3 separate regions of the Mus musculus genome follow, and regions 1 and 3 are each linked to region 2. Evidence: chromatin loops called from intact Hi-C (ENCODE). Cell type or tissue: left cerebral cortex. All regions are shown on one strand.

Region 1 (8,000 bases), 880 kb after region 2:
CTCCAGACTCGCTCCCCAGCGCTCTCCGCACACCCCTGCTTGGACGCCTGCAGCCCGGAGCATCACACTCGGGAGCCCTCTCTGCTACCTACCCTGGTCAATATCCCTCTTACTAGCTCACCCGGCCTCGTTAACTAGCTCACAGGGCGCCGGAGGTCTCTGAGCCGCGCTGCAGGCGAGCTGGGGAAACCCAGGCGGCGCCGGCTGAGGCAAGGAAGGGGCGGGGCGGGGACCGGTGCTTCCGAGTGTCCGAGCTCTCGGCGCCCCCTGGCCGGACACCCGCGGCTAGCGGACTCCTCGAGAGAGCGCTTACCTGTAGCAACCAGTGACCAGTCTCTCCGATGAGCGGGAATCCCATGGAGCCCTTGGGGATGGGCAGCTTGCAGCTCTTGTCGCGGGTGGCAGCCCAGCGCAGCTGCCACAGCTGCTGCGACACCGCCAGCAGCAGCGTCACGGACACCAGGCACGCGGCGAGGGTGGCCAGCGCCGACACCAACTCCAAGCCTTCAAACAGCATGTTGGCAGCCGCTTGGGGGATTGGCTGTGCGGTCCGCGATGGGGGAGGGGAGGGCCGGACCAGAGTGACGGGGGAGGGGAGGCTGCGGCAGGGGGTCCTGGCACCCCTCGGAGAAACCCAGGAGATGGGGCCGAGGGGAAGGGGCTGGAGGCTGCGAGGTGATCGAAGAGAGAGAGGAAAAAGATTGCCTGGAAGAAGAGAGAAGACACGAGGCGACTCGAGGTGTAACTTTGTTTGTTTGTTTGTTTGTCCCTTTAGGCGGGCTCTGGGGAGGTGAGATGGAGCTGAGTTAAGCTGGTGAGCTTGTTCTCCCAGCAACCATCACACACGAAAAACTTTGGAAAACTTTATCCACCAGGAATCTCTCGGAAGCCCCTTTCCTGCTTAAAGCTAGGGGGGCAAAAAGAAGGGGAACCGAGAGCTAGCGGAAAGTGCGATCAATTTATCAAAACTATTCCTCCAAGATTCCTAGGTACATAAAAAGAAGGAAAAAAAACCGGAATTCAAAAATTCCAACGAACCCAGAAACTTTGGGGGCTTGGGAGAAGACTCCCCAGATGAGGCGAGTGTAGAAGCTGGAGCGGCCGCGGCACTCGGAGGCGGGCAGGCGGGCGCGTTGGCCCGAGCGCGAGTGCGGAGTCGGCGAGCCGCAGCGGGGAAGGGACGCAGCCGGCGACAGAGCCCCGGGCGGGCTCTGGGGCGGCGGCGGCGGGAGGGAGGGGTAAGGCGGGGTGGGGTTGGGGGAGGAGGTGGGAAAACCCGAGCCCGGCTATCTATCAATTAAGAAAAGGCAGTCTGTCCCGGGACGCAGTCTCTCGGCTCTGGAGTTGCTGTTAGGGAAAAGAGAAGAGATGAGGGGGGGAAAAAAGGAAAGAAAGAAAGAAAGGCAAAAAGGGATGAAAGAAGGGGAAAGCAGGAGGCAGGACTTCAGGGCTGGTGGTTTGAAAAGCGTCTCTCAATCTGATTTGATCCAAGGCAAGGCGATGCGTGTGTTTATATAGAGGCGGGAGCAGCGCCGTGGGCGCGCGTCCAGCACCCCCCCTGGGCGCGCTCACAAAGCGGGAGGCGTGGTGAGAGGCCGGCCGGCTGCCGAGCGTGTGAGCTCCCGCCGGCCTCCCGCCCAGCCGCCCCGCCCGCCGCCCGCCGGGGACCCACTTGTAGGCGCCTCAGGATCAAACTCAGTTCACCTCGCGCCTTCTCTTCCTTCTCGCCCGGGTCTCGCCGAGTCCAGCACCTTCAAACGGATGAGATGAGACACATGCCCGAGCGCGCATGCACACACTAATGCGCGCGCGCGCGCACACACACACACACACACACACATACACAGGAGCGCACACGGTGCGCACCCTCTTGATGCTAGTTTGACTATAAAGCTACTTTACTCCTGCTTTTTCTCCCTCCTGGATCCCCTCCCTGGTTCCCAGCTTTTGGCTGTTCTGCGTGGAAGTTCCTTATCCGACTGTCCCCCTCGATTGGGAGTTGCCAGAAGTCTCTCTACCCAGACTCCATCTCGCGGAATTCCGTGGGACCCGGCAAACTCAAAAGATACATGTTATTCCCTCCTGATTGCCTATAGCCAGGGTCCGCATTCCTAATATCTGCATCTACAAACCTCAGTAGTCTAGATCCACATGTTTCTTACCATCCAATGCCTGGAGGGTCTTCTGTGCCTGTGTGAGTCCCGGGCTACCAATGCTCTAACACTCCTGAGGACCACAACACACACACACACACACACACACACACACGTTAACAAGTCACTAGTGCTGGTCCTGGAAAGTGTCCAGCACCTGAGACACATGTGCAGTGGTCCTGTACCCAGAGGCCGCGGGAGTCCTGTACACATGTTCTCAGATATGTGTGAATAAGTAAACATGCCACTGAGCGCGACCACCTTCTCAGAGCTAGCCACGGAGAGTCCAGAGCCCCATCCTATGTGGGGTGTGATTGTGGCACCTGCATGTGCTCTCACCAGACGCTGGTGGAGAGAACTTGAGTTTGAGAGTCTATCCATAACCGTATGTGTCTGCGCATCCATGGATCTGCCTGTTATATGGCCTCTCCTGAGAGCCCGGGACGGAGCTGCACACAGCGGCCCCAGTATTTGCATGAGTAGCGCGTAGCTCTCCCTGTCCGTTGCCTCTGGTTTTCCCCAGACGTCTAGTCTTCTTGTTCCACTCCCACACTCCCGGAGCAAATACTAGTAATAATAAAAAGAAATCATCCTAGACATGCCACCTGCAGTTTAGGGTGCTGAGCGTGTAAACTAATCATCCTACTCTGCTAATAGTCCCCTGCATCCGGTATAGGATCTGCTTTAGAGCTCACTATCAGAAAATGTGCGAGAGCGTCTAAGATGCGCGTCTACGCGCGCGCGGTCTCTCGCCCAGAGAGCGCGGCAACTGAAGTTGACTCGGCCAGCAGAGCTCTTTCAGCCCGGCTCTGGCTGCAAGCGCTGGGTCAGCTCCACGCTCACTCTCTGCCTTGGAACCCCACCTGGTGGTTAGTTTTAGTACTACAGCCGCAGGGCATATTGTCTCAGCTTCCCCCTCCTTAAATATCTTTTCCTAACTGGGGACAAGCTCCAAAGAGACAGCCTGAAGATATTCCCAGGGGTTCAGTTTAAGAATCCTAAGGCTGCCCCATCTCCACAGGACAGTCGGAACCGGGACACGAAGTCACATCAGAACCACTGTGACCCCAGAAATAGAGAGCTGGGGAGTGTTTGCTTAGGTGAATTTTACTTTACAGGACCTCTTAGCAAGCAAGATCAGCGAGGCCAGTGCTAGTCCAGTCTCCCTAGGAGGATGGCAGAGTGTGGCTTGGGAAGTTTTGGGGACCTTGATGTCTTGAAGTACCCTATGAATATGACCAGTTTACCAGTATTTCCAGGCAAAATATCCTTAGGGGAAGACCAATACTGGGGCCATCTCGCTGTGGGCAAAGGGACATGAACACAGCCACATGAAGGTCTACTATGAGGCTGCATGGAAATAGGTATTGAAATCTACAAGGCCATACACAGGAGATCCTTGTCCACAGCCAGGAAATGCTTCTTTCTAAGCAGCCAAACTGAATCCAGAGGACCTGCCCACTCTGGGGTCAAAAGTCCACACTTCCTTGTACTGTCTTACACACACACACACACACACACACACTTTGGCTTTGGAGCCTATTTTGCTCCCCCTGCCTGGACTTTCTTCCCACTCAAGTGTGGAGTGGGAGTTGGGATGGAAAGGAAGGGGTCCTAAGTCCTTACTGCTGAGCTGCCAAGTGCTGCTCTGGCGAATGTCCTGGGGGACACACAGCCTCACTGTAACAGCTGCAGTGTGTCCTGATGGGACGTGTTTCTCTTCAAGTCCCCTGCGTGCTGAGGAGGAGGAGAGAGGAAGGAATGTATGCTGCAGAAATACACAAGGCTTCTTGGAGGTGCTGCAGGTGGATTGGAAAGCTGCATCTGACAAGAAGTTGCAAAGACGCTACCAGCACAAAGGGAGGCCAAGAGCCACATACACAGGAGGGACAATCTGTTAGTGCCCGGGGTGGACTTCTGATGGTGCCAGACACAGGCCTGGTCCACAGCCCATGCCAGAAAACAAATTGTTGACCAGATTAACCCTTAATCCTGGTCACTGAGACATACTGACTCTGACCCCAGGCTGAGGCTCTGTGCAAACAGGCATTTCCAGGTCCAGCTCTGGCCACAGAACACATTTCCCTTACAAGCTGTCGTTAAGCTAGGATTTAACCCATAAGTCTCCTGGAGTAGGCTAGGGCTCTAGGTCAGAATGCTTCTGTCAGCTAGGACTTGAAATGATCTGCCATGTCCCCGGATCAGCATCCCTCCCCATCCAGGCCAATACTGCTAATCTCAGCAACTCACAAAACCCTTTCCACAGCCCAGATACATCTAGGGCTCCAACTCCTGCCCAAGGTGCACCAAAGCCCAGGTTCAGGGAGTGTCCCCAGAGCACTCCAGGCACATTGAAATCAGCTGGAGCAGACTGGGACCTCAGTCAGGGGACATTGTGTCAAGGGAGGCTCTGCCTGGGTGACATTTGTAAGGCTTGGTAGCTGAGCCTGAGAAAATATGAAGGGTAGGCCTCAGGCACTGTTCGAGGCTGAAGACAGGCAGCAAGGCAAATTCCTCTGGGGCTCTAGAAATACCTGCACAAGCACAGATCTGTCTGTCTCAAGGCCTACTTCTCAGGACACAGAGCTGCCAGGATGGCTCTGTGTCCCCAGCTTCCTACACACAGAGTAGAGAGGACAGCTCCCCTTCCACACCCTTCTCTGTGCGCATTCCTGATCATCCTTTCCACACACTGCGCACAGCACTGCAAAGTAACACTATTTTGTAGAGGGATTTGTATATTTGTTTGATGAGGACACTGCTCACAGTTTCGCTCTGTTTCCTTTCCTACCAACAGGAGTATATCCCCTGAGTTGGGGCACTTTTCTGTTAAATGGAGGAAACCCTCCATTTTGTACTCAATTTGCATAGTTTAGGCCCTGATTTTTTCCCAGTTAATGCTTCAATTTCTTCACCCCAAAGCTTTTCATTTCTCTAGCCAGAATAAAAATGTGAGCAAGAGTAAAGTGGGGACCGAAAGGCCAGGCAGTGGTGGGTGGGAAGCATGCCTGGGCACTTAAAGACCAACTAGGCTCGTCTAGTGTCCCTCAGCTGTCTGGGGACAGTATAGCTGAAAGAATAAAAGAGGTAATTCCCAGAGTTCTGTAGCCCCACTAGCTCCAAGGAATCTTTGGAAAGCTAACCTCATAGGGTCCCAGACTGCCTTTGTTCTATTCTGAGGTCCTCCCCCTGCCCCCCCCCCCCCCATATCCTGAGTCCCTTGTCTGGAAAAGCCCTGGGTCAGCAGGTTCTGCTCAGACCCTTTTGCAGAGCTTGGGTGGGAACTGTAAAGTCCTGCAGATAAGAAGGGCCCCCACCCTAGATTTCGGCTTTTGTCAGAGCGTTCCTCTCCCTGCCTTTGCCCATCACCCTGCCTCTCTGGGTTCTCCAGAACGGGCGCCACAAGGCCAGTGGTAGCCCTCTGGTGCCCAGAAACTCAAGGACAGGTTAGAGGACACCGCATAAGTGTGCCCTCGCTCTTGAGAGAGGGGCTGGACTCCTGCTGTCCAAGCTGCTGTGAAAATCACCTCCAGTGTTAAGAATTGCCTCTCTAGAGCTCACAGAACTAAATGACCCACTCCCCAGCGGGCTGTCTGGCTGTACAGAGAATTCAAGAAGCCCCTCACAAATGCCACTTGCCTGAACCTCACCAGCCCCAGCCTCTTTGGAGGTACCTTCTTTCTGGTCACTGCTACCAAATCCAAGGGTATATTCAATTTCTGCCGTTTTCTCCTTCAGGCCGTCCTTTTCTCTGTCCCTTGCGGAGACTTGCCCCTACCTCCTACCCACACCCATGTATCTTCAGCAATATTCTTGATTTTTTTTTTCAATAACAGTCCATGTGCAAAAGGATCAGTCTGGCAGGAGTCTGACTCCTCACTCCCAACTTCACAGACAGGCCCGGCTAGAAGGGGCCCCTCACCCACCCATCTACAGCCCTCTGGGAAAGAACTTTCTCTTTTCCCTGGGAGGCAGCCAAGTCCCATCACACTCCTCACCTGGGGAGGCCTTGGCTCCAAACACTTTGCCCAGGAGGAATTATTTTATAGAAGTGACTCTTCCCATCCTCCGCCATCAAAGCCCCAAGCCCAGACTTCCTTCTGCCCTACAACCAATACAGTCTAAAGCAATCTGAAAATGGACTTGCCGATAGAAGGTGGAAGGGGCGCAACTGGCAGCTGTGTCCAAAGGAAGAGCCCGCCCGATGGCGATGGGGTATGGGCAGTGCCCCAGGCTGGCTGTGGCTGGCAGGGACACTGTCGAAGAGATGGCGCTCCCTCAGACCCAGGGAGCCAAGAGCCCTTTATAGCCTGAAACCTGCCCTGGCACCGCCCACTGGGCGGCTGCAACAAGGGCCTGCAATGAGGGGTGTCCCTGGGAGCTGGGGGGGCATTGCTCCTAGGACTTCAGGACCAGGCCCCATGCACAATGGTCTGGGAGACAACCACCCTAGGCAACTCTACGTCCTGGTATGTATGTGACTCTCTCTCTCTCTCTCTCTCTCTCTCTCTCTGTGTGTGTGTGTGTGTGTGTGTGTGTGTGTGTGTGTGTGTGTGTGTACTCCCACACACGCGCACTCCTGCTTAAACGTCCATTCAAAGACCTCAGCTCTCTTTCCCCTGTGTTCTTTCTCTGGCAGCAGTTTTGAAAGGATGGGGACAGCAGTGTGTTTCTGCTCAGTTTATCAAGTTACACTTGGTGACAAAGGACTGAAGGACAATCAGGATCCAGGGAGAAAAAAAGAAAGCGTGACAGGGAACCCAGAGCCTTTGTGGAAGGTAAAAACACTACAGAAAAGGGCTGGGCAGAGCTTGAAGTGAACCAGCCTGCACACTGCTTGGTGTCACAATCTGCCTCCTCCACCCTCTTCTGGAGTTTCGGAAATCCTGGGCAATCTCAGAAAATACAAGCGTGTTGATTTGTAAATAGAACACTGCTCATCTGGCATAATTGAATTAGACAAACTAGAGTGCAGTCTCCTCCCTCCTGGGCTGTCAGGACTCCCATCTCCTTTCCAGTCCCTACGCCAGGGAAGCATCGTCTCAGAGGTCATTCAGAAGGAAAAGGACCCTCTGTCCCCCATCACAGCCCGGCTAGCCAGCTCTCTTTAGGGGAACAGTGGGGACAGGCATGGGATGGACTCTCCCTGCTAATCCAGCTTCCATCTTTTGCCAGGATGGCTTAATGGACAGAGATGGCCTATCAGGGCTGGTTTGTGACAAAGGAGGGCACAGAGGAGCACTGGATTGCTTCTCATTGGGGACAGGGGATAGAGTGGCAGCCAGATGCAGCCAGCCAGCTTAGGAGAAAAACAACAGAAAGACAAGCAAGACCCTCCTGCTTCCCCAGCCTGTGGGGTTCTGTTCCAAAGCTGCTGCCAGACAAGCTAACCCTTGCCCCAGGCTAGGCTGGAGATCTAGTTGGCAGATTCCTCAAGTTAAAAATGCCACAGGTTACTTCCTCTTGCCTGTGACCTCTATTCTCTCTCTCTCTCTCTCTCTCTCTCTCTCTCTCTCTCTGTCTGACTCTTTGTATCTCTGTGTCTCTGTCTGTTTTTCTGTCTGTCCATTTCTCTGTCTGTCTGTCTCTCTAAATCTGTCTGTCTGTCTCTGTCTCTGTCTGTTTCTCTCTGTCTCTCTGTCTCTTTGTGTCTCTATCTGTTTCTTTATCTCCTATCTGTCTGTCTCTGTCTGACTCTGTCTCTCTCTCTGCCTCTCTCTCTCTCTCTCTGCCTGTCTCTCTCTTTCTGCCTCTCTCTCTGTCTCTCTCTCTCCACCTCTCCCCCCCCTCCCCCCAAGGAGAAGGGAGAGCAGGATCGCAGACCTTGTAGTAACTTAAGCTCTCCCA
Region 2 (8,000 bases):
GTCACGGAGAGCACCGCGGAGCGGAAGATTTGCGTGCTGACACAGGTAGCGCGAGTCCGAGGGAGATTGCTGGGACCTCCGCCTCCAGCCCTGCGGGCTCCAGGGAGAGCGGAGGGGACAGCGACGGACAGCAGGCGCTCGGTGAGACAGACCACTGCCGCCGCATCCTGGTACGAGGTAAGGGGACAGCCGCAGCTCTGATTCCCTGGGCCACCAAGCTGCCTTTCCTGGGGCCTCCGACATCCCTACAACGTCCATCTCTCAGATCATACAGTGGTTCATTCATTTGGTAGTTCATCCTGTAAATACTCCGAGTGCCTATTGTGTGCGGGACACTGAGCTGAACGCGGGGGACAAAGCAGGGGGCTGGACCTTGTTTCGTCCTGCTGGACCGGTGCTCTCTCTCTCTCTCTCTCTCTCTCTCTCTCTCTCTCTCTTTCTCTCTCTCTAGGCCCATCCGGGCTGGTTGGTGTAGTAAGGACACGAATCAGTTGGAGAAGCCCGACACCGAGAGCCAGGGCCTCCGCGCCGGGGTCCCCGGAGCAAGGGCGGAGAAAGTCACGCGCGCGCTGTAGGGACAGGATTGGGAGGGACCCGAGTGGGCAGCTGCTGAGGAAGGCTGGGCCACGCAGGCAGTCGGATGCGTCCCCGCTTCAACCCAGCCTTATTTCCCAGCACCTAGCCTTGCGTGGGTTGAGGCTTAGAGATGGCTGGGTGGGCGGTAGGGTAGCCTGACCTGCCGCGGCTCCGCTGCTCCAGTTTTCCCACTCGCTTGGATACCGCCGGCTCCGGCGCTCCTCCGCCTGGCCTGGCCGCCTGGCCTGGCCGACGCTTTCTTCCTCGGCTCCACCCGCCCTCACCCGAAGTCGGAGCCCCTTCACCCATCCCCCTTCAACCCCCGCAGCAAACTTGCTTTCCCGGCACTCTCCTGCCATCGCTCATCCAGATCCAAACCTCCAATGCCAGTATCCTGGGTCTGGGCCTCTCCCAGGTAGACACTTGGAGAAAGAAGTCTCGGGTCCTGCGGTCAACTGGATCCTAGGCCTGAGGCCTGTTGTTTTTCCGCCATCCTGGGGTTTCGGACTCACTCACTTGGCTTCCCCCAGCTGCCTCCCACAGGCCTCAGGAGGCCTGTAGCCAACTTTCTTTTACGGAGGGAAACCTAGGTTTCTGTCACCCAAGTCAATATCTTAGAGCAGGTGGAGTACAACTTTCCTGACCCCCACCACCACTGTCACCATGTGAGTGGCCCTGGGGATCTGAGAGCCAGCTAGGGCAGGGCATGGAGGTACAGGAAGCTCTCTTAAATTAAGACGCTGCCAGGGACCCTGAATAAAGAAACACTCCTGGGAATAGGTGTGGTCATTGGAAGGCTGGGTGGCTACTGCCATTCTAGGGACCCGCTTGATGGTGTAAGACAGTTACACCACCAGGAATCCCCGCAGGTGTGAGGACTTGTAGGTTACCTGGGGTTAATATGAATTCCCTTTTGTCATCTGAGGGGTTCTAAGGACAAGGAGCGACCACCAGTTGAGTTTCGTTGAGGGAATCTGCAAGCCTTCCAGAAATGAAGACACAGCCTAAGCTCTTAGGCTAAGGACCTTGCCAGTGCTATGCATTAAGAATAGGCGTCTCCCCTGGTCAGGATGACTGAGTTATGCGCCCAAACACCATCTTCCTCCATTCTACCAACCTTTATGTAGATCAAATAAATCTTGCTCGTGGGCATCAGTGGGACTGTCTCTGGTGCAGACTTGCAGAGGTGGGAGTAAAATGTGGCCCTCTGTCCTCTGGGATAGAGCCATTTAAGTCAAGTAGAGACGCGCATGCCGGGTACCTCTTCAGGGGTATACTTTTATAATGTACCCACACAAGGTAATTCCTTTACATTTGTAAAATATAATGGAAATATTAAATACAAGTACAGTTATCCACTGGACTGAAATAAAAAGCAAATGCAGAAACGTAAATCCCTCTGCCCCTCCCCCATTTAATGACAAGGCTGTCATTACAGGCCTGAAATGCCGGGGACGTCATTTACTGCTAATCCCTCCTAGGCAGGGTCACCCGTGTCAGTCACTGCTCGAAGCCCCACCACAGCTGAGGGTAGAGGCTTCCATGAGAAAAGCCAACCCAACACTGGGGAAGGCAAGCCCCCATTGTCCAAAATTAAGAGCCCTCCTTAGTACATTTTACCCTTGTCCTCTGGTCCTCTGAGTACGTAGCCCCCTCAATTCTTCTAAGGTGCAAAGGAGAGCTTATGTGGGCATAAGAAATGACCCCACCCTCTCCACTTCTTTTCACCCTCCTTCCCACGCCCGGGTGTGGCATTGGTTGAGAGAGGTTTTTAGCACTGGAAAGGCCAAGGGCAGCTGGAGGCTGAGGTGAGCGGAACTGCTGTCTCACCTCCTGCCTCCAGGATTCCCTCCTCTTCAGGAAGCTGCCTGAGGATCCAGGGTGCTGTCACAGAAAACAGTCTGCAGGCTCTCCGTAAATATTTGTGGAAGGAAGGAGTGGGGTAGCACTGGAGTGACCTGCAGATTCTGTCTACTGGTGTGATGTGTTAGTCAGAAATCTCTCTTAACTACCCCCCAACACACACACACACACACACACACACACACACACACACACATCGTGGCCCCAGAGAATGAGCTGCTGTGCAAAGCCAGCAGTTTAGAGGTAAAGGAGAGTCAGACCATCTGCTTGGCCAACGTCTCAGATTTCCTCTGAGAATACAAAGCTGGTAGCCCCTGGTCTGCTCACCCTGCCTTCAAAATGGAAGCGTTGTCTCCAGCCGCTGGCATAAATACTGTGCCACCAAGATGACTTCCACAGTGAGGCTTCCTCCAGGAAGCCACAGTCTCTAAGGCATCCCTTGTGCCCGTCCCTTGGTCAAGATCCTGTAGTGTGGGAAGAACCTTTTGTTTTGTCTTGGAAGGGGATCACCAATGCGATCAACAAGGCGACAACAGAAGGAATGGGGCCTCCAACTCTGCTCTCACCCTGCAGTGGGCCAAGCCTACACTGACTCTTTTAGTGGAGCGGGATTGGTACCAGAAGAGGGAAAAGTGTAGTTCACAGATCCCTGCAATTGGTAATCCAAGCCTGCCACCGCCACCACCTTTGCCTCGGACCCTGGTGCTTTCCGTAGCAACCCGGAAGAGAATTCAACTGATTTTGATAGATCTGCGAAGGCGCCACAGTTTTAAGGTCAATGCCAAGAGGCACCAATAATCTTCTCTGTCAGGAGTGCCCCTTGAAGCCTGCTGCCCCCTCGGCAGGTCTCCAAACAAAACGCCCCGTTTCTAGCCTACCATAGCCTTTGCCTCTGAATGGCAGATCCTTCTGAGAAGCACCGGTCATCCACCCGGATAGTCATCCGCTCGGCTAAAAAACGCCCTGGAGCAGAAGCTGGACGCATGCGCTCGGTACTCAGAGGTCCACGGGGGTCCCCGAGAAGACCGAACCTTGAACTTGAAATAGCTTAAACTGTGAGCACGACTTGGCCGTTCAAAACCTTCAGCCAGCCGTGACAGAGAACCCAGGAGAATGGTCACTTGGAGTTGGCCCCTGAGCCTGGAAGACCTCCAGGCTTCAAGCCTGGTCCTGCTGAGCAGGCGCTGTGCAGCAAACCCCAGGCAGCGTTGGACTGCAGAGAGCTGGGCAAAGCCCCAACCAATCCCGGGCCTCTGAGGAGGCCTCCATATCTCACTCTGTGGATACATTCGGAAACCTTGCCCCGCATACGCTCGAAACATATGTATGTTGTGGGCTGTAGAACCGTTTAGAAAATCGCGCTTTCGGAAAATTTGAAGTTTAATTCTTAAGATTTTTAGTATTTGCGAGGAGTCCTTTTAACTTTTTTCAGTGGTGTTTCGTTTTATATTTTCACTATTATTTCGATTGTGGGTGGCCGGAGACCCGCATTCTCACCGCTGGTTTGTGCTGCCCTTGATTTGAGTCTGTATTCCCCCCTCTATGTTCTAACCACCCTCTCACCCCACAGGAAACTGAAGCAGGTGGCAGAACGTGGCATTGTTACCTCTTTTCCGCCCAAGACTCATTTTCAGAAAACTGTGGGGGCGAGTTAAATGGCTCTCTTCTCTCGAGCTTTCTTCTCCATAGTCGCGGTGGATTCCCACATCCAAGGGACCCAACGACTGGGTGCTGAGGACAAATCTTTGGAATGCTGGAACTGAGAGTATGGATCGAGATGCAGGCGGGCTCCGCCTCCAAACTCATCTTCACGATGAGGCTTGAGAAAGGTTATCCATGCATCCCATAGGCCTAGACGCCATGGCTCGACTGTCTCTGCCTCCGGTTCCTCTCCTGGTTGGATACATTTCTCCCATTCCATTTTAATCGGGGGCGACAGGGGGAGCCTGTGGGGTGTTTTGTTTTGTTTTGGTTTTGTCCTTCTTTTTCCGGTTTGTTTAATTTGAGACAAACTGAGAGAACCTGGTTCTCCTGAGACCCGGAGACTGTGAAGGCCCCTGTTCTGCACGCAGGTCGGAGGAAAGACGCGGAGGCCAGCAAACTCTTCCCCCGAGACCCAGGGTAGCCTAAGAGCGGGGCTCTTCCTCCCTGAATCTGGAATGGCGGTTAAGGCTCTTCCACCTCCTGCAGACGCCTGCAGCGGTCTGGACACTGCGTAGAGGGGCCAGCGATCCTGGGACGGATACGGCCTTCCTGGTCAAGGATGAACGCAATCAAGTCCAGGCCTCAAGACTGTGAACTGAAGCCGGGTGTCAGCCTGAAGAGGCACTGCCCTAGCAAACCCTTTGCTCTCTGAGCTATGCCCTCCTTTCTTCTTGACTCTGTCCACAGACACCAATGTGTACCCCTGTGTACCTGCATGATTGAGCCTACGATATATCTTAGCCTGGAGATTTGCTGTCTCCTAAGACTCATGGCTGCAAAACTGACCCGCACTGGACTCCTGGATCGTGCGGCGATCCAGCGTGAGGATCGATCGAGCGTCAGGAGAGCAGGGGGTCAGATTTCTGAATTTTTTTATTTTATTTTATTTTATTTTATTTTATTTTATTTTATTTTATTTTTTGAGTGCCCGTAGAAACCGAGTAGGAGAGGTGGACACCGTGTCTGCTAAGTCCATGCCATTTTTCCGTTCCCAGCCCACAACAGGCAATCAAACATTTGCCAAATAAATGAAAAATGTCCATTTGTTACTTTTACCTATTTTCTAGGCATGAGACGGTTAATGACCACTCCCAAACAAATGTTCTGAAATTCCTTTTTTTTTTTTTTTTTTTTTTTTGCGTTACACATTCATGTGGACAGGAGAAGCATGTAGCTTAACTGTTAAACTATGAGATTGACAGCATCTTATTTTTAAATTTTCTAACTTTGAGAATCGTTAAAAACTAAGACTGGACAACCTTAATTTTTTTTCCTGTGCATCTGTGTGCCTGTGCAAGAGGGGATGGAGGGGGGGGGGCGGGAGACAGAGACAGAGAGTTGGGGAGGGAGCGCTGTGAAAGCATAGGAGTCTATTGCAAGGTCTTAGGAAGTGCAGAGCCACAGCGGACGCTTCTACGAGGCTCGACCAGCAAAAATAACCAAAACTGGCTGACCAGAGTAGTGGCTGGGTTGGTAATGCCAGCAGGCTATAGGAGGTAGAGACAGGAAGATTACCTCAGCTTCAAGGTCAGCCTCCAAGTCTACCAAAAACAAAAGTAAAACAAAAATCAAAACAACAACAACAACAAAAATCTAAGAACGACCTAGCTGAAACCACTAGCTAAGTCTGCATGCACCCCACCCATGCACCCATAAGATGCGATGTCTTAGAAAAAGAGTTGCTCCCTCTTTCCCTGGAGGCTTGGCCTCACCGACTCTGGAGCTGCAGGGAGGATCCTGTCCTCAAGGTCCAGCTTGGGCAGGCCGTACTCAGCTTCATGGCCTAGCAGGCTTTCATTTCCGAATACACACTTCACAGGAAGGCAGAACCGGAGGGGGAAGAAAGCCAGAAGCCTCCTCCTTGCCCTTCCACGCACTTTCCTCAGGCTATTTTGAAAGTCATCGGTGAAATTTTTTAACTGTCTTGGGCATTTGCAGTTCCAACAGCTCTGTGTCCTTTGACCATTGAGTAAGCTAATTATGTAGGGTGGGAAGGACCTGCACTTGGTCTGATTTAGTGTAAATACAGTGAAATGAATTCCTAAGGCTCCTGGCTTTGCGTAGATATTTTTAATGTTTCAGTGAAAAAAGTGCTGATTTGAAAGGCATACATATTTAAAATACTTCATTTAATTGTCAAGTGGGGAATTCACCAGAACTTCCTTCACAGGTACCCGTTTGTTTGTTTTATTATACATTTTTTCTTTTGCTGGCGCGCGCGCGCGCGCGCACACACACACACACACACACACACACACACACACACGCAGAGGACAATTGTCAAGAGCTTGTTCCTGCCTATAGTCTGAGTCCTGGGGAGGGAACTCAGGTTGTATCTCCCCAGATCTCTGCCTAGAACCTGCTGAGCCTTCTCACCACCCCAGTCCCCACCTCCTTTTTAAACTCTATGGTAAGATGGCAGCCATTTTCATTGCCTTGTAATCCACTCTTTTAGATCATTTGCATGGTTTTACACATCTATACAGCTATGTGTTTACTTTCCTCCCACTGCGTTTTATATATAAAGAATCCTTGCCTGTATTTAACAAATGTACGGTTTTTCTTTGTATGGATATGTCACATAGCTAGTGTGCTATTAAGACATTGGGCTATTGCTATTGCATATACTATGCAGTAAATAAACTTGGCTGTTTTGTTTGTTATGTTTAGCTCCACTTGGTGGGTAAATTCTTTGAGGGAGTTCCTCAAAGTGGGTTACTGGGTCAAAGGGTGTCTATGTTTATAACTTGAAAGTTAATTCCAAACTGCTCTTGGTGGTGACAATTTACTTTCCTACCAAGAATGAGGGGACAGTCACTTTTTCCACATCCTCCTCTGCACCCCAGATGCTGGCCAAACCCCTAGGTTTTCCTAGCCCTTTCTTATGACTTGTTTTATTTTGCTAAGTTTGTTGATTTAGGGTGAATTGTTCTTGCTAAATATTTTACAATTTTATTCTTCAGTGTGTGTGAGTGTATGTGTGTGCATGCGTGTGCACATGTGCATGTATATGAGGCCAAAAGAGGTTATTGGACCCCCTGGAGCTGGAGCTACAGACTACAGACAGTTGTCAACTGGGAACCACCCTTTAGTCCTTTGCAAGAACAGTATGCTCTTTTTACAAGAGAGTAATATACTCCTAACTGTTAAGTCATCTCTCCAGCCTCTGGTTTGGTTTTTACATGTTTGTTTGTTTACTTACTTATTGCATGTGTGAATGTGAGTAAACGTTTGGAGGTCAGATCTCTCTGCCTTGTGGAAGCAGGGATGGAACCCAGGGGAAGGTCCTCGGGCTTGACAGCTGAGTCATCTGCTGGCCCCTTGGTTTTGGCATTTTAAAGCAGTCCGTGTATGTAGCCCAGGCTGACCTAAAATTCGTTATGTAGCTAAGTTGATCTCTCATTCTGGGTTCTCTGTCTCCATTCCCCATTCTATGGAAAAGCCACCACACCTGGCCTATTTGCATGGACATAGGTATTATCAAATTATTCTGAAAAAAAAAATCTAGTAATTCTCACCTCTACCTTTGCCCATTCCTTAACATTGTGGATCTTTGAGACTCTGAGTAACTGGCGTCTAACTTCACTTCTGTTAAGGAAGCTGAGTGTCTTCCCCTGTGAGCCCAGTGGCTGCTGCTGACTTCCTTTTGACATCTGTATTACACACACACACACACACACACACACACACACACACACACACACACACACACCATTGCTTTCAATGCTTTTGTGGTTATTCTAGTTTATAGCTTGCTTCTCAGTTTTGTGATGGCCTTTGTTTTCTGAGCAGTATGATGTCTTTGAGTCATAAAGTCCATCAGGCAAGTTTGCCTTGCCATATATTGGGGGACGGGG
Region 3 (8,000 bases), 640 kb before region 2:
CAGCCAGATCTGCTTCGTGAGTGCCAAGTAGCCAGGGCTAAATAGTGAGACCCTGTCTCAAAAACAAACAAAACTAAATAAACATCAACAATGCTAAAACAAGGGCAGTGGTGGCCCACGCCTTTAATCTCAGCCCTTGGGAGGCAGAGGCAGGCAAATTTCTGAGTTCAAGGCCAACCTGATCTACAGAATGAGTTCAAGACAGCCAGGGCTACACAGAGAAACCCTGTCTCATGAGAAGAAAAAAAAAACAACTAAAACAAAGCTAAAAATGATGCTAAATAAAATGTTAACAATGTTAAAGTGGTAAGAAGCATAAAGCAAGGAAACTAGAGGTCAAATAGGGTTATTTACGCAGCTGGGAGACAGAAGCCTCGTGGAGACCTGATGGGGAAAGAGACAAGGATGGCCAGCGTGTCAAAGCAGAGCCCATCTCAGTGTGTCTACGGAACAAGCATCGAGGAGCCCAGTGTGGCTAGAGAACCCGTGCAAGACCTTAGACTTTTATTCTGACTGGAAAGGGAAGCTATCAAGTTTTGGGGTTTGGTTTGGTTTTAGATTTATGTGCACGAGTGTTTTGTCTCCATGTATGTCTGTGTGTCACATACATGGTATAGTGCCTGTGAGGCCAGAGTGCCATGTATGTATGTGTGCCACATACATGGTATAGTGCCTGCGAGGCCAGCCTAGGGCACTGGATTGTCTACAGCTGGAGTGACAGAGTGTTGGAAACCTTTTATATGGTGCTGAGAAGTGAACAGAAGTCTTCTGAAAGAGCAGCCAGTGCTTAGCATCTGAGCCATCTCTCTAGTCCTTGAGGTTGCTTACTTGTATGTTCCTAGGGTCAACAAAGAGCTGGGGCAAGCACTTTACTACTGAGCTGTACGCTCTGCACTATTAAAATATCTTAAATTGGAAAAGGACAAAAACCAAGCAGATTATTTGTTTTGGTTTTTTGAGACATGATTTCTCTATATAGCCCTGGCTATCCTAGAACTTGCTCTGTAAACCAGGCTGGGCTCAAACTCAAGAGATCTACTGCCTCTGCCCTGCCTGTTAGAATTAAAGGTGTGTGTCACCATACTTGGCTCCACAATTTTTTCAATGTTATGATTTACTTATTGTTTTTGTTGATTTTGAGACAGTCTTAAGTGTCTAGGTTAGCCTCAAATTTGCTATGTAGCCTAGGATGGCCCTGCACTCCTGATCCCCTAAGCTTGTGCCATTTTTTTTTTTAACAGTTTTTTGTTTTTTTCGAGACAGGGTTTCTCTATAGCCCTAGCTATACAGTGCTGGGATTAAAGGTGTGCGCCACCATGCCCTGCTTTTTTTTTTTTTTTTTTTTTTTTTTCTTCTGAGACAGGGTTTCCCTGTGTAGCCCTGGATGTCCTGGAACTCACTCTGTAAACCAGGCTGGCCTTGAACTCAAAAAACCGGCTGCCTCTGCCTCCCAAGTGTTCGGATTAAAGGCGTGTGCCACCACTGCCCAGCTGGAACTCACTTTTAACAGTTTTCTTGAGGTCTAATTTATGATACGCTGCAAGTTGCAAGTATTTAAAGTGTATACTGTAATTGGTTTTGCCCCATGTACATGTCCACTAAACTAGCACCACCATCAACATGAGAAACACATCATCAAAAACGTGTGTTCTTTGTAACCTATGATCAGAATCACTTTGCCATGCTGTGGGAAGAAAGGTCTAAAGAGGGAACGATATAGACATGGGCAAGCAGTCAAGACCTGCAGTGGCTCAGAGGTGACTAGGTGGCCTGGGCCAGGAAGGTAAACCATAGCTGTATGTAGTCGATTAACAAGTCTTTAATACTTTCCTGACGCTTATGTACTACCACTTATGGGGTAACAGACATACACTCCTTTCTGTGAGGTTCCTGTTACCTTCAACCTAATTATTCCAGTTCTTTTAGACCCCATTCCTTCCATTGGGGCTCTCAATCCACACCTGTTTCTTTGGTCGTTCCTCTTCACACTGCCTTTTTTTTCTATTTCCATCACATTTATACCTCTCGTGCATCCATTTGTCAATCATGCCCACACAAGAGTCCCAATTTTCTCCAGAGAGCCTTTCAAGTTTCCGCCAGTCTCTCCCCTCTCACTCGAATCTCCAGTTGTACTCGATGCTAATAACGCTTCAGAGTAAATTTATTCTTTTAAAATTCCGCCGTAGGGACCCAGTGATGACAGTGTACCAGACCCGGGAACCCCTGTGTCCTCCCCAAGTGCGGGCCCGGGCCTATGCTACTGCAGGCACTCGCTGCCCAAGTCTCCTCGCTGTCAATCCTCCCCTCCTCCTTCGGCATCTGCTCTGCATTAGTCTGTCCCAGGCCTCCGCAGGCGCCGATGATTAAATCATCATCATTAGCCAGGGCCTATTCTCCCCATCCTCGGCAGCAGGGAGAGAGTGGGGAGTAAGAGCTCCCGGTTCCCCGGGGGGTCTCTCCCTCTCCACCCCGCCCAGGGCACCCTCTCCCAGACTTCGCGAGCCCGGAAAAAACTCCCGCGGCGCAGACGGGAGAAGGCCCGCGGCTGGGACGCAGCTCCGCAACGCGGACGCCGCAGCGGAGCAGGACTGCACTGTATAGAGAGGACCCCGGGTCGGAGGCGAGGTCGGGTCCCAGGACTCCCACACTCCGGAGCTGTAGCGGCGGGCGATAGCCCGGCTTCGGGGTCCCAGGGCACACAGGCTCTCTTAGCACAAGCTACCGAAGTTGATCCAGAGGTTGTGTGCGCGCCGTTGGAAGGACGCCCGTGGGAGCGTGCACCGCAGAGACCCTGCTTCACTCAACCCCCCTCCATAACGACCACCGATTGTTGGGGGGGCAGCGGGCTCAGGTGAGCACACGGGGAGCTAAAGAGGGGGCGAGGGCGGGGTGTGCCGGAAAACTAGCCAATCCGGAGAATGTGAGGCCCTCGTTGCTAGGAGACAAGTCCCGCCCCGCAGGCGGTACCGGAAGTGGCGGGCTGGGATCAGCCTTTAAGATGGCGTCTCCTCAGGGGGGCCAGATTGCGATCGCGATGAGGCTTCGGAACCAGCTCCAGTCAGTGTACAAGATGGACCCACTACGGAACGAGGTGCAGGGGCAGCGGGATGACTGCTGGGGTCCGTTAGCTGTGTGAACCCAAACGAAGGAGAGGACGGGTGGCGGCGGGATGGGCGCCCAGTGCGCTTGCGCAGCCACGGGGTGCGCGATACGCACGCGCGATTCTGGCCGAGTTGCCAAACGCTGGACTTGGACGCTTGCGCGTTGTGTCTCCGACAGCGTCTGGTCTCCCGAGGGAAAAAAGAGAGTCAGGCGGGTCCGCGAAAAGAGAGCACCCGCTGTGCGCGGAGCCCTCTGCTGGGCGAAGGGGGAGCTCACTCCCCCGTCTCTTCTCGGGGGCCAGACGACCCAGTCCAATAACAAACTGCTCTGTTGCTGGGAATTGCAGAAGGTGAGATGGGGTGGGCTTGCAAGACCAGTGGGGAGTGACTGAGGGTGTGTCCACAGGAGGAGGTCCGGGTGAAGATCAAAGACCTGAATGAACACATCGTTTGCTGCCTGTGCGCGGGCTACTTCGTGGATGCCACCACCATCACAGAGTGTCTCCACACCTGTGAGTGTCCCGGATCCTGTCTCTCCTCTTCCAAGCTGGCTGCCAGCCTCTGTGCTGCCTGTCCCATGTGTCGGGTTCCCAAGGGACCTGAGCATCTTCGTTTCTCCTCTTACAGTCTGCAAAAGTTGTATCGTGAAGTACCTGCAAACCAGCAAGTACTGCCCCATGTGCAACATCAAGATCCACGAGACGCAGCCGTTGCTCAATCTCAAACTGGATCGGGTCATGCAGGACATAGTGTATAAGCTAGTGCCAGGCTTGCAAGACAGTGAGTGGCCACCTTATATTTGTGGGGCCTCCTGACTCTAATGCTGGGTGGCACCTTGACGTTTTGTTCCCAACAGTTTTGTTGGGAATCAAAAAAATACAAAGATAAAGAGGTCAACAGCCAAAACAAAGAGAATTAATATGGCTGCCCTTCACCCCTCCTTAGGTGAAGAGAAACGGATTCGGGAATTCTATCAGTCCCGAGGCTTAGACAGAGTCTCCCAGCCCAGTGGTGAAGGTATGTCCTTGGTGCTCATTTGGGGGAGGGGGGCAATTAAAGCCCTCAGAGCATCTCTTTTGCCTGGTTTTGCTCTCTGGGGAGAAGAGGGTATGGAACCTGTACCAGCCTCCTCAATATCTACTTTTCCTCAGAGCCAGCCCTGAGCAACCTTGGCCTCCCCTTCAGCAGTTTTGACCACTCTAAAGCCCACTATTATCGATATGATGAACAGCTGAGCCTATGCCTGGAGCGGCTGAGGTGAGGGGCAGGTCAGAGGTTGCGTGAAGTGATACTACTGGTGACCCAGATGCTAAGGGACTTGGGGGGAAGGGTGAGGGAGTGTCTGCTCCCCTGAAGAAAGTGTGCTGTGGTGCTTGTGCTAGGTAGGAGACAAGAAAAGTGGAACCCTCTAACTTGTATCTGTTTCCATCCAGTTCTGGCAAAGACAAGAATAAAAATGTCCTTCAGGTGAGAGGGGTTGAGGGGAGGGCCCCTTTGAAGGAGCCGTTTCTCCCAGCAACCCTTCCCTCAGACACCTGTGCCCTCCCCTCCTTCTCTGTTCCTAGAACAAGTATGTTCGGTGTTCTGTGAGAGCTGAGGTCCGCCATCTCCGAAGGGTTCTGTGTCACCGACTAATGCTAAATCCACAGCATGTAAGTAAGCCCATCATGTTACGGGGAAAACAAGGGACTGAAAGGGGAGGGCATGTCTGGCTTGCCAGCTTGTACCTGGAAGAAAGCTCAGGCCGGAAGATCACTTCAAGTTCAGGGCTAGCCTAGGCTATATAGTGAATTCCAGGCTAGTCTGGACTCCAGAGTAAGACTTTGTTTACAGGAGCAAAAAAGGTTTGAGAGCGGTCTGCTCAGATAGCTTAGTCAAGTATTTGCCTTTCAAGTACCAGGATCAGAGTTCAGTTCCCAGACCTAAAAACAAACAAAGAAAACCCTAGCATAGTAGTGCAAACTTGTAATCGCAGCAGTGGAGCCGCACAGAGGAAGAGACGGACAGAGTCTAGGGACAAGTCTCTGTCCAGCACTACTTCCCTGCCCATCTCCCTCTTAGGTACAGCTCCTTTTTGACAATGAGGTTCTCCCAGATCACATGACAATGAAACAGCTATGGCTGTCCCGCTGGTTCGGCAAGGTAAGCCGGGTGCACAGTGGGCTGAGGGGCCAGCAGGTGCTGAGAGCCCACTCACTCCTTCTTTCCCTTTTCTCCTTAGCCATCTCCTTTGCTTCTCCAATACAGTGTGAAAGAGAAGAGGAGGTAGGGGCCAGGCTTGCTTCCACCCCCTTCCCACCCCTCCCCAGATATTTATGTGAAATTAACTGTGGCTTTATTTTTTGAAATAAATGCTTTTAAAAAGCACTTTTCATCTTCCTTCTTACCTGCTACACACTCAGGCTTTGGCCTGGGTCCTAATTCCTCTTAAGTCTCCCAGCTCTCACTGGAAAGAAAGGTCTCCTCCATCTACCAAATGCCCTCAATGGCTTGCCAAAGAAGAGGGATAGAGGCTCACGGGGAACTGGAACCTGGCCCTTTGGTGAAGGAATGCTATCTAGATGGCAGCTCTTGCTGTCTTCATATGCTGCAGTATATGGTGCCAGCCCCAGTGGATGTCACAATCCATGTCAAGAGAGGACATGTGGCCACAATAGGACTGAAGAGGAAGAAGAGTAATATTTAAGGAAAAATCCAAATAACTTTATTCTGTATAGCTGGAAAATAGAAACAAGAAAGACCCTACGAATGGCATCTAGTAGAGCAGATCTGAGCCCAGGACAGAAGGGTCAGCTAGCTTAGGGAAGGGGGGTCAGTGAAGCCAAGATGAGGAAACGGTGGTCGAGGAGGAGCTATTGTCTTTAACAAAATCTCAGCAGTTTGAGTTTACCAATGAAGACTTAGGAGCCAGATGCTGGAGTGCAAACCTGCCTGCTTAGGCAGAAAGCACCCAGCTGACCTTCCTCCTCAACCAGTGGAATGCCCCTGTCCTAAAAAACTTCCTTTAAACTAAATGCCCCCTTTCTTCTACTTCCTGTGCATCTGTCTAGTCTTCCTCCTGAATCCCTCTTAACTCTCTCTCCCTCTCTCTCTCTCCCTCTCTCTCTCTCTCTCTCTCTCTCTCTCTCTTGATTTTGTTTGTTTGTTTGTTTTGGTTTTGATTTTTTTGAGACATGATTTCTCTGTGCAGCCCTGGCTGTCCTGGAACTCACTCTGTAGACCAGGCTGGCCTCAAACTCAGAAATCCGCCTGCCTCTGCCTCCCGAGTGCTGGGATTAAAGGTGTGCACCAACACTTTTTTTTTTTCTTAATCTATATTCATTTCCTGTCAACTAGTTGCTTGCTCTGTCTCTTATGGTTGACTTTATTTAATCTTGTTTACAGTACTCAAGCAGAAAGCTCTTGGAGAAAAGGTGTGGGCTAGGGATGAGCCACACCACAACTAAAAACAGGTTTTTCCAGTAAATGATAAAATCCACAGTGTAACCCTTAAGGAACCCAGGTGGGAGACGCCATGGTGAGCTCTAAGGAGGAAAAGGTGCTTCACAGGAGAGGGGTGTGGCCAGGCGTGGGCATATCTCGTCTGTAAAAGCCCACCGGGCTCTGAGGATAATCCCATCCAGTGTCCTTATTCTATAGATAGCTATCTGGGAGAGTCAGAAAGTATCCCCCCCAAATAATAAGGCCATCCTGTCTACAGAGCTAAAGACAGCCAAGGCTACACAAAGAAACACTGTCACGAAAAAAAAATAAGGGCTGGAGAGAAGGCTCGGCAGTTAAGAGCACTGGCTGCTCTTCCAGAGGTTCTGAGTTCAGTTCCCAGCAACCACATAATGGCTCACAACTTTCTGTAATGGGATCCGATGCCCTCTTCTGGTGTGTCTGAAGACAGCTGCAGTGTACTCACATACATAAAATAAATCTTTTTTGAAAAAGGAGGAGAAGAAAAGCCAGAACAAATAGCAGTCGGGGCCACCCCCAGGACTTTCTGAAGGGAGCCTGAGGCTGCTCTTCAACCTGGGATGAGCCTCAAGGAGCAGCCAGTGTAAGTGTGGAAGATTGTAAAGCCTAGCTCTCAGTGACTGCAGGCTGATGCCTGGGGTTCAAGGGGGTCCTGGTACATAGCTGAGGTTGGAAGGCTGGCCTTGGATGCAGGCCGCACGAGCCAAGAAAGCCTAAGCTTGCATCTGGACCTTCTCCAGCGTTCATTATGTTGTCTGGAAACCAACAAGTTGCTTAGAGGGCCAAGGCAAAAAAAGTGCTGCAGATGAGGTAGGGCAAGTGACTCCCATCAAATTCTAACATTAGGGGAGCTGAAGCAGGAGCGTTCTCAGCCAGCTTGAATGGAGTACAGTCTCCAACAATAAGAAAGTGCTTGACTGCCTGAGGTAGGAGACAGGGATCTGGGGGGGGGGGGGTCACCTCTAAAGCCTCCCCTGTCTCCATGCTGTTCCTATAAACTTGGGGTATGTGTTATGAGGGGAGGATGTCTCATCTCTTCAGGGACTCCTCCCCCATGCAGAACAGAGCTGTTCCCAGGAGACGACCTCAACAGCAGTGCATGTTGGGTTAACTATCCCAGCGGTATTTCCCTGCTACCTTCCGCATGCGTCTAAAGCCTGCCACCCCTAAGGAGTTTCCTGAGGAGTGATAGGAAGGAGCACTCAAGCGCAGCTCTGCAGGGAGTCCATCCCTGGAATTCTGCGAAGGACGTGGCTACAGCTCAGCTACAGAGAGATCAATCTTAGAGGACTTGGGGTTGAATACGATCAAAATACAAATTATGAAATTTTCAAAAACAATTTTTATATAAAATTTAAGTCAATCAGATAGCAGAACAGCAGCTTGTGTCCTTCAGTCCCACCCCGAGTTTAAAAAGTGGTGGTGGTGGTGGTGGTG

What was found. A loop is a pair of places that touch in the nucleus more often than their neighbours do. Peaks named below come from ENCODE experiments on the same cell type or tissue, not always from the same donor. Only the 100,000 strongest peaks of a DNase experiment are listed, where the experiment ranks them.
Region 1: it touches region 2 in a loop (4-fold over the local background); 5 of 42 quality-filtered maps call a loop at or near these places.
Region 3: it touches region 2 in a loop (4-fold over the local background); 7 of 42 quality-filtered maps call a loop at or near these places.

The regions. Positions count from the first base shown.
Region 1 is chr6:84,587,489-84,595,488 of GRCm38, forward strand. It overlaps Cyp26b1 (cytochrome P450, family 26, subfamily b, polypeptide 1), which reads right to left and starts at 6,420. Exons shown (of 7, transcript NM_001177713.1): 1 at 6,301-6,420; 2 at 314-705. The coding sequence starts at 517. In left cerebral cortex, a CTCF peak has its summit at 3,028; DNase peaks (open chromatin) are centred at 228, 1,568, 1,857, 2,593 and 1 more place; H3K4me3 peaks cover 2,064 bases.
Region 2 is chr6:83,711,367-83,719,366 of GRCm38, forward strand. It overlaps Vax2 (ventral anterior homeobox 2), which reads left to right. Exons shown (of 3, transcript NM_011912.4): 1 at 1-177. Vax2os (ventral anterior homeobox 2, opposite strand) reads right to left here and starts at 835. Exons shown (of 6, transcript NR_002871.2): 1 at 737-835. Gm32943 (a long non-coding RNA gene) reads right to left here and starts at 3,408. Exons shown (of 4, transcript XR_003956456.1): 1 at 3,318-3,408; 2 at 2,407-2,903; 3 at 1,694-1,882; 4 at 1,432-1,558. In left cerebral cortex, no CTCF peak of the experiment used is centred here; DNase peaks (open chromatin) are centred at 3,779 and 4,330; H3K4me3 peaks cover 207 bases.
Region 3 is chr6:83,075,388-83,083,387 of GRCm38, forward strand. Pcgf1 (polycomb group ring finger 1) reads left to right here and starts at 3,003. Exons shown (of 9, transcript NM_197992.1): 1 at 3,003-3,091; 2 at 3,508-3,613; 3 at 3,729-3,881; 4 at 4,047-4,118; 5 at 4,253-4,358; 6 at 4,535-4,568; 7 at 4,667-4,753; 8 at 5,163-5,243; 9 at 5,323-5,468. The coding sequence starts at 3,035. The coding sequence ends at 5,370. In left cerebral cortex, a CTCF peak has its summit at 3,370 (motif pointing left); DNase peaks (open chromatin) are centred at 2,356, 2,960 and 3,218; H3K4me3 peaks cover 1,841 bases; H3K27ac peaks cover 1,510 bases.